Linked DNA regions of Homo sapiens: region 2 is linked to region 1. Evidence: chromatin contacts called from ENCODE Hi-C data. All regions are on one chromosome and are shown on one strand. Each heading gives the region's core, a stretch centred on a gene start or an enhancer-like site at or near the end of the contact. The rest is flanking DNA. Distances are from core to core; before and after follow the strand shown.

The links. Hi-C counts contacts between places; a loop is a spot of excess contacts on that map. Pooled maps may share reads with other maps.
Region 2: a map of naive thymus-derived CD4-positive, alpha-beta T cell shows a loop between it and region 1 (9-fold over the local background). The contact joins the promoter of SRI here to the promoter of CFAP69 in region 1. A Hi-C loop is called at or near these places in 4 of 168 maps with a recorded cell type or tissue (CD4-positive, alpha-beta memory T cell, CD8-positive, alpha-beta T cell and naive thymus-derived CD4-positive, alpha-beta T cell), 5 of 37 single-sample maps with no recorded cell type and 17 of 50 pooled maps.

The regions. Positions count from the first base shown.
Region 1 is chr7:90,242,769-90,248,159 of GRCh38, forward strand. It overlaps CFAP69 (cilia and flagella associated protein 69), which reads left to right and starts at 2,406. Exons shown (of 23, transcript NM_001039706.3): 1 at 2,406-2,776. The coding sequence starts at 2,657. LOC107986819 (a long non-coding RNA gene) reads right to left here and starts at 2,363. Exons shown (of 2, transcript XR_007060423.1): 1 at 2,309-2,363; 2 at 1-1,311. It also overlaps a transcript of STEAP2 not described here. RefSeq lists an enhancer at 3,271-3,783.
Region 2 is chr7:88,217,263-88,223,195 of GRCh38, forward strand. SRI (sorcin) reads right to left here and starts at 2,776. Exons shown (of 8, transcript NM_003130.4): 1 at 2,714-2,776; 2 at 1,597-1,680. The coding sequence starts at 2,764. It overlaps SRI-AS1 (SRI antisense RNA 1), which reads left to right. Exons shown (of 3, transcript NR_120517.1): 2 at 1,487-1,962. RefSeq lists silencers at 1,762-1,851, 2,499-2,998.

The DNA.
Region 1 (5,391 bases), core at 1,156-3,655:
TGGTTCTAAAGATATCTATCAGTAGCTAGGCAGCAGAGTGGTGCAGCAGAAGCATGCTGGGCCCATAAAGATACCAATGAGTAGCTGTAGAGATGAAAGAAAAACAAAAAGAATGTGGAAGCCTAGGCAAGGGGGTTGTAAAAAGAGGAGAGGGGTCAACAGTGTAAAATACTACAGACTAGTATAACAGGATGAGAACTGAAAAATGTTAATAGACTTTGACCCCAAGTGTTGGTGATCTCACAGTTTCAGAGGGCTGAGGATGAGAAAAGCGGAAGAATGACTAGAAGTGTGGAAACAGGTGCTAGAAATGCTCACTACTCTCAACAAAACTTGGTCTCTTCGGCTAGGATTTACAATCAAATGCTGCCAGTCCTAATCTAGTGTTACCATTTTTCTTTTAGGGCCAGAAATATTCAACGTCTGAGGCAGAAGGAACCTTCAAAATCACTTATCAACCTCATTCTAGAAATGAGGAGAGAAGCTCTGAGAAGTGAAGTAATATTTATTTTCATTGAATTTATATGTAATTTTAAATTCATAAATTCTATGGAAGATACAAAAATGCACGTTTAAATCTTGAATAATTTTTGAAAGTTTAAAAAACAGATTAAAAGAGTTAGAGTTTTTTAAATTTTCAGTTATGGTGTTTGAGTTATTAAATTATACTGATGATCATCATGAGAAGCTTTCCATTATAGTCTTGACCCTTCTTGTATTATTATTCAGTCTACAATGGATAGGCAACAACATGTCAACTGAAAAATCATAAGATCTATAAATTTAGAAAGGAGACTTTGTTTCTTATAATGAGTTACAACCTGCAGGCTGGCCATTCTGCAGGCTGGGAAGCCCAGGCTCCCACAGAGACAGTCAACAGGCACTTTGAAGGAGGTGGGGTTGGAGCAGAAGCTTTATGCTGAATGAGTTGGCTAAACAGACATATTCAACAGATTGTAAGAAGAGCTGTGAATCTTCACTAAGAGGGGTGCTGAATAAACATGCATGTGACATGCATCCCATGCTCACTGTGGAGTGGAAACTTAACATTTAAATGCATTACAGTCCCTATACATCAAAAGGAGAAGCAGAGACATGAATGTACTAGTGCTCAGTCTCTGTAAACCTGCCAGAACCAGTCCATAGTGGGTGGTCTTTTATCAGGGGAAAGTTACTGAATCGGTCCCTTGTCCAATCAAACCTGCAGTTATGACTTGTGGAACAGGAGGGTCTTGTTAGTCAACATCTGGCCATGGATGAGCTGCAATTATTTCAATATTGCTTATGTCGAGGGCAGTTCTTATTTAACAGCTAGAGAAAAATAAAAACATTGCAGCAGTTAAAACAAAGGTTATTCTTTAAGTGTAGGTGTGAGTGACTTAACTCTTGCCTGGCATGGCCTTAGGTCTTGCTTATAATTTGTTATTGCCACAGAGTCCATTCTGTTAGCCTTCTGATCTCCATTTTAACATTAATGCTGGTCAGTTGTTGAGTCTAAGCCCTCAAAGGGAGGGGGAGCCGAGCTTGGTGGCATGTGCACCTGTACTCCCAGCTATTCCCGAGGCTGAAGCGGGAGGATCGTTTGAGCCAGAGGTTGGAGGTTGCAGAGCTACGATCCTGCCACTGCACTCCAGCCTGGGGGACACAGTGAGACCCTGTCTCAAAAAACCAGGGGTGAGGGGGACGTGAAAAGGGAGGAGGTAGGGGGGTATAGCGAGGCGTGTCCGTCCTTCCGTCCCGTCAGGGCGAGGAATTCAGCTTTTAAGGTTTATCGGGGGTCCTCTTGGCCAAAAGGGGGTCCGTTCAGTCGGTTGTGGGGCTTAGGATTTAATTTTTAGTTCTCAAACAGTAATAAAGATAATGATAATCTTGACCATACGGGATGCTGTGCCAAGCACCACTTAACAAACACTGTCATCTCATTCAATCCTCACAACAGTCCTATTTTACAGATGAGAAAAGTGAGACTTCAAGGGATAACTCGCTCTAGATTCAATAAACTGACTCAAAAGCCTTTTAACATTCTGTACAATACCTTTTATGTTTGTTTATTTAACTGTCCAGTTGGGCCACTAAAGTACAGATAAAAGCTGGGGAATGTAAGCGAGACTGGTCACTTCCCTGGGGTGAGAGAAACGCTTTCAACACTATCCGTCCATCGTATCACGCCTAACGTATCCCATAGACATCCCTCACCCCTCCACCCACTCATGCCTGTTTGAAGCAAGACTATGAAGACCGAAACACACCGGGAGCCTAAGGCACCACTCCCCGCTACCTACCGAGGTGCATCCTGCAGGCTCCTTACCGCAAGCCTGCAAACTCGCCCTGCCGGGCGCGGAGTGCAATTAGGCTTTGGGGTGGTTTGGCTCTCCGGCTTTCCGTAGCCTCTGGCCCCGCCCCCTAGCAACGCGCTGGCTTGTGTTAACAACCGGCCCGGGATCAGAGGTCTGGGTCAACTGGGGGGCGGCAGCGGCGCTAAGCGGACTGTATGGCGGTGGCCTAGGCCCCTGGCGGAATTTTGGGACCTTTCGCGACTCTAGCGACTCTCAGGCTGCCTTCCCTTCTCGGTGGCGGGGCCTCTTTGGGCCCAGCGGCTGCGGGCGCACTGTAGGACAGGAAGATCCCCCCACTCTCCACCCCGCCGCCACCGGCCATGTGGACAGAGGAAGCCGGGGCGACCGCCGAGGCCCAGGAATCCGGCATCAGGAACAAGTCTAGCAGTTCCAGTCAAATCCCGGTGGTTGGGGTGGTGACGGAGGACGATGAGGCGCAGGTATGAGCAGGTGTCTGTGCTTTCAGAGGTGGAGGGGGTGGGAGTGAAGTCTCGAGACGGGGTCCAGACCTGGGGGTGGCAAGGGTGGAACTGGGGACAGGAGTGAAGATGGGGGAAGCCGCGGGATGGAGATTCCAAGCGCAGAGCTAATCCTGATCCCCCACCCCCTGCGAACTGCACCGGTTGCGAGGGGCTGGCTGTTGTCAACCATCCTGTCTGGGGACCAGCGCTGTGTGGTCCTCCTGGAGGGTCCTAGCAAACTGAGTAGGCGGGGTTTTGCCGCGCTTCTTCGAAAAGTGGTCATAGAGCTACAGGGAGGAAAGGAATCATTCTTAGCAAAATCTTGATTTGATGACCTGATCAGTTTGAACTGAACTTTTTAATACGTAGATCCCTGTTACCGAGTGATGTTCTTGATATAGATGTAAATTTTCCCATGCTTAAATTTGCTGCGACTAAAGCCTGCACCCAGAGGGGAGGAAAACGCTGTTAAATTAGAAATTAAGCATTTTTAAAATATGAAATTGGAAGCTGGTTGTTACACGTTGGGTCGGAGAGAACCGGGAGAGAATAGAGTTGATTTGTTTTATTATGCTTGTACTGTATTTGGTTTTGGGTTTGCTTTTGTTATGAATACAAAATTCACTCTTGGAAGTTGATCTGTTGAGAAATTCCATTTGAGGCCCTTGGATCTCTATTCGAGGCGGAGGTGTTTAGAAACCCCAAGTTGTTTGTTTCCTACTAGGATTCCATTGATCCCCCAGAGAGCCCTGATCGTGCCTTAAAAGCCGCGAATTCCTGGAGGAACCCTGTCCTGCCTCACACTAATGGTGTGGGGCCACTGTGGGAATTCCTGTTGAGGCTTCTCAAATCTCAGGCTGCGTCAGGAACCCTGTCTCTTGCGTTCACATCCTGGAGCCTTGGAGAGTTCCTTGGGAGTGGTCAGTTGACTGGGGAATAGAGTTGAGCTCTCTGAGGTCTGACATTTACGCAGTAACCTGCGGAGCAACAGCATTTTGCATGAGGAGAAATAGGTGTTAGGGGAATTTGCCTAATCGATTTTGTGGACCTATTCCCCTCTGGGCGGGGAGAATTTTGAGGAACAATAGCTCTCCACTCCCTGGGCTGCAAGAAAGATCAACAATACAGCCATACTCCCAGGCAAGGGGCAAAACTGAAAAGTATGTGAATTTGATAACTGATGGCTCTCAGTCTTCCTTTACTTGCTCCAAGAAAAATTGGGCAACGTTATACAAGGCAAGCAAGCGTGGATTTTTTTTTTTTTTTAGGGAAAAATACTTTTTAAAAGCCATTGCCAAAATAGTCCAAAACATACCAAATGAAACAAGTATACCTGTGTATATGTGTGTGCATTTTCTCCCCATTTTAATTTTCTTTCTTTTCTTTCATTACTACTGCTCTTTCCAGGGCCTAGGATTCTCTTCCAAGAAGAAAGCAATCAATTTGCATTAATTCATGTTTCTGACTTGTTAATTACTAATTCTAAGAGTAGTAACATTTTCGAAGTACTGAGGAAAAAGGTAGTTTCTCCCCAAAGAAATAGAATAGGAACTTTTTATAGCTGGGAGAAATCTTAGTGATCCTCAGCCTTCTTGTTTTTTGCCTGTGGTTGTTTTTACAAATGAGAACCCTAAGTTCATGAGAAGTTAACTGAGTTACTCAGTTTCTTTACTCATAGAATGGGGGTCTAGAGACCCTGGAACGAAAAAATGATAACCTTTTAGGCCTCTGCCTTAGGCCAGTTTAGGAAAGATCCTGGGAACTGTTTCCAGTTCTTTCAAACCACTGCACATTTGCAAACTTCTCTTCTGCCTGTGTGTGCTTCTGAGACAGTATATCCTAGTGGCTAAAGGTGAGAGTATCACAACTACTTCAGTTCATTGTCAGCTTCATCACTTACCAGCTATGTGACCAAAGACCAGTATCTTAACCTTTCTATCAAATGGAGATAATGACAGTACTCATGTCCATTGTAAAGATTAAATTAAATAATATATATAGGCCGGGTGTGGTGGTTCACACCTGTAATCCCAGCACTTTGAGAGGCTGGGGAGGGCAGATCACGAGTTCAGGAGATCAAGACCATCCTGGCCAACATGGTGAAACCCCGTCTCTACTAAAAATACAAAAATTAGGTGGGCATGGTGATGCACGCCTGTAGTCCAGCTACTTGGGAGGCTGAGGCAGGAGAATCACTTGAACATGGGAGGCAGAGGTTGAAGTGAGCCAAGATTGTGCCACTGCACTCCAGCCTGGCGACAGAGTGAGCCTCCGTCTCAAAAAAACAAAACAAAACAAAACAAAAAGAAATAATATATAAGCAAACTTATACAATAATATAGAGAACTTATAGAGAGACCTATATATATAATTGAAAACAAGCAGTTATCAACATCATCATTGTCATTGTCATCATCCTTTATCCAGGGAACTAGAGCTCATAAAGTTATTTGGGCCTTAAAGCTAAGGGATTCTCTAGAATTCTGATTGTTCCCACTGGCTTCCAGGATGTGAGAGTGAGACTGGATGCCCCTGAAATCTTACTTGCTTTAATGCAGATTTCGGTCTGCTCACTTTATCCCTTCAGAGATGTT
Region 2 (5,933 bases), core at 1,526-4,025, 2.0 Mb before region 1:
GAAGCAATAACAACAAAGAAAATCAGTATCTTTTTTTTATTTAAAAGGAATGCCTTTTTTTTATTAAAAGGAATGCCTTCCAAAAGTGGGCATTCTTTTCCTTAACCCACTTCCAAAAGTAATTTAATGATGAAAGAAAGAGTCTGTCTTGGCAACTACTCTTCTCTCAATCTGAGCTAGCAAACTGCTACAGCTAAACATTTTAAAATATTTTTTTTTGATGGGGGTGGAGAGAGCAAGGTACAAAGCAGACATCAATAAATAGAAGGCTTGGTTCAAACAGAAAAAGGCCTCCTTGGTCACTTTTTCTTATGATATAGTGAATCATTTTTTTCAGAGCACAAATACATCTGGAAGATTCACATTAGGTTCCCAGTGCCCATTCACTGGCTGAACTGGGAAAGAACTAGATATATGTGATTTTTAGGGACTTTAAAATAAAATACCTAAATCTTCAAGTCACTGGGTATTATAAGTTATAAATGAGGAGCAAGATCAGCAATTTGAAAGACAATGGGTATGCTGAATACAGGCCAGGGCTGCTGAAAGCTAAGCAGGTGGAGTCACTTACATGCTGGAGGCACTGGCAATCTAAGAATGCTAGTCTTGAGGTTTGCCATGCCTTGTGGTTTCAAAGATACAGATCATTAACAGTTTAAGTAGATACTTAAGGGGAAGGTCTTCCAGTTTTAGACTATATTTTCCATTCAATTTCTTAAGCTGTATTTCTTAGAGTACTACCTTAAAAGTGGTCTTAGGTTTTTTATCCCATAATATTCTACAGTTTTCACATTAAGATTTTGCTATTTCTAGCTTTTGGTCAAAACAAAACTAGGTTGAATTCATAAGAACAAACATCTCCTCTGGACGTGTCTGGGTTATACCAACAGTATATTTACTGCACACAGTGACCTCATGAACTAGGGAAGTGTCCTCTCTCAATGTAAGATAGCACCTGTCAATGTAAGATAGCACCTGTCATACAACTCAGAATGCAGACAAGTGAAAGGTCTTGGGGAGCTGACCTTAATTGCTTCTCTGGGTCAACAGGCCAGAACACCTAATAAGGACATGGAGGGGCTGACCTAGTAACAGCATCTGCATCAAAGAGAAACTACACTGTTCACAAGATTAACTTTCTGATACTAAGAAGGGAACAGTAACTTCCTTATTTAGAAGCTGGTGGGTTTTTACCATATTTCCTAAGGGGGTGAATGATTAGCAATCAAGTTCAACCCAAAGAAAGTGCCCATTAGAATCGAGCTATGTAATTACTAATATATGTCTTTAAGTTGTACAAACAAGCGTTTATATTTACCAGATCTTGAATTTTTTCGCTTGAAACCATCCTGGACCCTTTAATTCAACCACAAGTTTGCTTTCGAACTGAACTCACATAAATACGAGTAACACTTTGTCCTCATTTATTCTGAACATTCAGAAATAAAAAACTAAAATAAGAAACAACTTTTTTTTTCTTTTGCAGAAGCAAAGGGACTCAGTACCACAGGAAGTTCGCTTTTCTGTGTCACTATATCAAAAGCTACCACAAATGCAGACAATAACGGCTCTTTAATATTAAAGGGAAAAGCTAACCTGTCCAGCTACAGCAGCAAAGTAACCATACAGCGGATCCTGAGTTTGTCCGGGAAACGCAGGCCCTCCGGGAGCCCCTCCATACTGTGAAACAGGAAACACATACACGTCATTCTGCCGAATCAAGTTTTCTTCTTTCACCACTGAGGGCTTTTGTGCAAGGCCAGACAACTGCCCGCCTGCCCGCCCTTCACAAGGCTCACCTCCCCACCACCGGGCACACTCTGCCAACACTCCACCCCTCTCTTCCATTCACACCCCGTAATTTAAAAACTGGCGACTTAGACCATAAAGAGTTGCTGTGAAAGTGATGTCTACATATGTAAAGCAACTTTTAAAATCCCTATTAACCTGAAGGTTACTGAGGTGAGTGCAAACTAGGTAAGCCAACGAATGGCAGGGCTTCAAATTCTCCTTTTGTTGTTACAGCATTTATGGTATTTTAAGAGCGTTTTATGAACGATGGAAGGCTGGAGTTGGTAACATTCTGAGACGGGTGTAGCCTAGGGAAGAGTAAGGTGTCCGGCCGGGCTGTATCTCGTGGGTGGCGAGGGAACATTGCCTGTCTCGGAAACAGTTCCCAAGACAACGCGCATCCCAGACGCCCGGCGAGGCTGCCTTCCTACAGGTCTTTTACTTCAGCAGGTTTTCCCTTTTTTTCCGTCCCCCTTCTCACTCGTTTTTTGTTTGTTTGTTTGTTTGTTTGTTTGTTTGTTTTTTAAAGGGAGGAAGGTATATCATTCTAGAATAAAATGACTGTTGTTGCTCTGGGAGGCAACCAAGAAGGCGGGGGTGGGGTGGGGTGGGGGTCAGCCAACACCCAATTAACACGATTTCACGCCGCGTATCCGAGAAGCCGCAGGGTGGGCTTCTAGGGTCCCAATCCACCCTCACCTTGGCCCCGCAGGGCCATCCAGGAGAAGGGACGGGGAAACGTGGGGAGAGGCCGAACCCCAGGGGCCTAGGGCGAGGCCGCGAGCGCAGGGAGAAGCCGAGGGCGGAAGGAGCCCGGGTAGCCGCCCAGCAGCGCCTCACCCCGCTGGCCGCAGCATCTCCAAGGTGGCCTCTTAGCGCCCCGGAGCCGCCTGGGCCGCGATCCCGCGCAGTCAGCACTTACCCCGCCTGGGTAGTACCCGCCGCCGGCGCCAGGATGCCCCGGGTACGCCATGCTGCAGACTGCGCCGCAGCCGCCCTCGCCCTGTGCGCCAGGCCTCTCCGCCCCCTGCCCCGCCCCGCCCTGCCGCTAGGGGGCCGCCCCAGAGCGCACCACGCGGGCGTGGGGGACGCGCTCCGCAGTCGTCTCCAGCTCTTGCCTGTGCGCGCGGCCGTGGCTCCCCTGCCTGCGCGCTTCTTCGTATCTTTGCCATTACGGCGCTAATGCAGTGCACGACTGAAGGTCCAGTGGCGGCCTACGACCTGCGAGGCAATTCACACCAGGGACTTTCCTCCCTCCAAAACTAATGGCACATTCCAACACCAATACACCACCCCAGGAATTCTTTTTTTTTTTTTTTCCTTCGGACTTGGCTATTATCTGGCACATTTCTTATTTTAAACAACTTTATTGGACAGGACGGAGCTATTATAAGCGGAGCGCACCATCGCGAGGCAGGGGCTGGATGCGTTAGGGCAAGCCTTAGGTGCCAGTGGGTGAAGGAGTCTTTGAAAGATGGAAATACGAAAGCGCCCTTGGAAAATAAGAATTAACTTGACGAACTGTGTGCAAGGGAGAGTTTGGCTTGCTGTTGGTTGCAGAGTTCACTGAACGACAACGGCGTATTTCCTTCCTAGGGGACAATTCCTTGCCTGTTTAAGCTGAGCGTGACTTGTGTCCTGAGTAGGACAGAGGGCATTTTCCGGGCAGGACAGACTCACACATATCGTTCTTAGGAAAATGAATTGTTTGAATTATCTGGATGATTCAGACAAAACAATCCATTTCCCTAAAAGTATTCAGCTACTTTTTATATAAGAAAAGTTTAGAACAAACTAATAGTGTACTGGTAAGTATTCAGGAAGATAAGAGATAGGAACTTCTATGTAGGTTATTCTTCTTTACTTCATATATTTTTCTATCTTCCAGTTGAATAGTCCGAAGCAATTCAGGCGTGAGCTTTTTGTTTTGTTTTGTGTAATTTCAATGACAGAAAATTGCTTGCCCTTCACTGTTAAGGACTAGACTTAATGATTTCCTGAATTTTAACGTATTGAGAAACGCATTAATAAGCAAGATTCACAGTATTTGTTGTGGAGGTTGCACAGAAACATTTAAAGGGTCATCAACATTTCACAAATATTGGAGCACCCGCCAATGTGGTACTGTGCTTTTTCGCTGTGGTGGACGGGCTTCCTCCATTCTAAATTCGTGGGCTATTGTCCTCATTCGGTTCATTGTTTTTCTCTTGTGTGTAACTTCCCTCGCAAGCCCTTTTGAAAACCAAAGTCCGAATTGTGAGAAAAATTCTAATAGTCCCTGTTGTGGCATAGCAAAGACACTGCATGTTGCCTGTTTTGTGTTTGATTCAGGAAGCAGGTTACTGTTTTCAATCATCAAGGTAGCAATCATCAAGGTAGATGAGACATCTAATGAGTCCCCTGGTCTCTCTTTGGAAGCCTGTTTCTTCAGAAAGAGGTAACCGACTATAAAGAGTAGATGTCAGGGCCGAACTCGATGTTGAGTACAAGCTCAAGACTCAAGTTTGAAAGAAGTATAAAGCATATAAAATATTTTTAAGTACTGCAGAATTAGCTTCGTGGATAAACGGCTATACGAATTGGCATATCAGTTGTCCTTAGACATCTTCCCACTGCTTTACTGCTAAAGAATTGAATTTTTTTTTTAATTACACTTTAAGTTTTAGGGTACATGTGAACATTGTGCAGGTTGGTTACATATGTATACATGTGCCATGCTGGTGCGCTGCACCCACTAACTCGTCATCTAGCATTAGGTATATCTCCCAATGCTATCCCTCTCCCCTCCCCCCACCCCACCACAGTCCCTAGAGTGTGATATTCCCCTTCCTGTGTCCATGTGATCTCATCGTTCAGTTCCCACCTATGAGTGAGAATATGCGGTGTTTGGTTTTTTGGTCTTGCGATAGTTTACTGAGAATGATGATTTCCAATTTCATCCATGTCCCTACAAAGGACATGAACTCATCATTTTTTATGGCTGCATAGTATTCCATGGTGTATATGTGCCACATTTTCTTAATCCAGTCTATCATTGTTGGACATTTGGGTTGGTTCCAAGTCTTTGCTATTGTGAATAATGCCGCAATAAACATACGTGTGCATGTGTCTTTATAGCAGCATGATTTATAGTCCTTTGGGTATATACCCAGTAATGGGATGGCGGGTCAAATGGTAATTCTAGTTCTAGATCCCTGAGGAATCGCCACACTGACTTCCACAATGGTTGAACTAGTTTACAGTCCCACCAACAGTGTAAAAGTGTTCCTATTTCTCCACATCCTCTCCAGCACCTGTTGTTTCCTGACTTTTTAATGATTGCCATTCTAACTGGTGTGAGATGGTATCTCATAGTGGTTTTGATTTGCATTTCTCTGATGGCCAGTGATGATGAGCATTTTTTCATGTGTTTTTTGGCTGCATAAATGTCTTCTTTTGAGAAGTGTCTGTTCATGTCCTTCGCCCACTTTTTGATGGGGTTGTTTGTTTTTTTCTTGTAAATTTGTTTGAGTTCACTGTAGATTCTGGATATTAGCCCTCAAACTATACTACAAGGCTACAGTAACCAAAACAGCATGGTACTGGTACCAAAACAGAGATATAGATCAATGGAACAGAACAAAGCCCTCAGAAATAACGCCGCATACCTACAACTATCTGATCTTTGACAAACCTGACAAAAAGAAGAAATGGGGAAAGGATTCCCTATTTAATAAATGGTGCTGGGAAAACAGGCTAGCCATATGTAGGAAGCTAAAACTGGATCCCTTCCTTACACCTTATACAAAAATCAATTCAAGATGGATTAAAGATTTAAACGTTAGACCTAAAACCATAAAAACCCTAGAAGAAAACCTAGGCATTACCATTCAGGACATAGGCATGGGCAAGGACTTCATGTCCAAAACACCAAAAGCAATGGCAACAAAAGACAAAATTGACAAATGGGATCTAATTAAACTAAAGAGCTTCTGCACAGCAAAAGAAACTACCATCAGAGTGAACAGGCAACCTACAAAATGGGAGAAAATTTTCGCTACCTACTCATCTGACAAAGAATTGAATTTTAATGGAGTGTTGCAAATTCAATTCTTACAATTATTGCTAACAAATTGGTCAGCTGCTAATACTTTAGTTTGCTG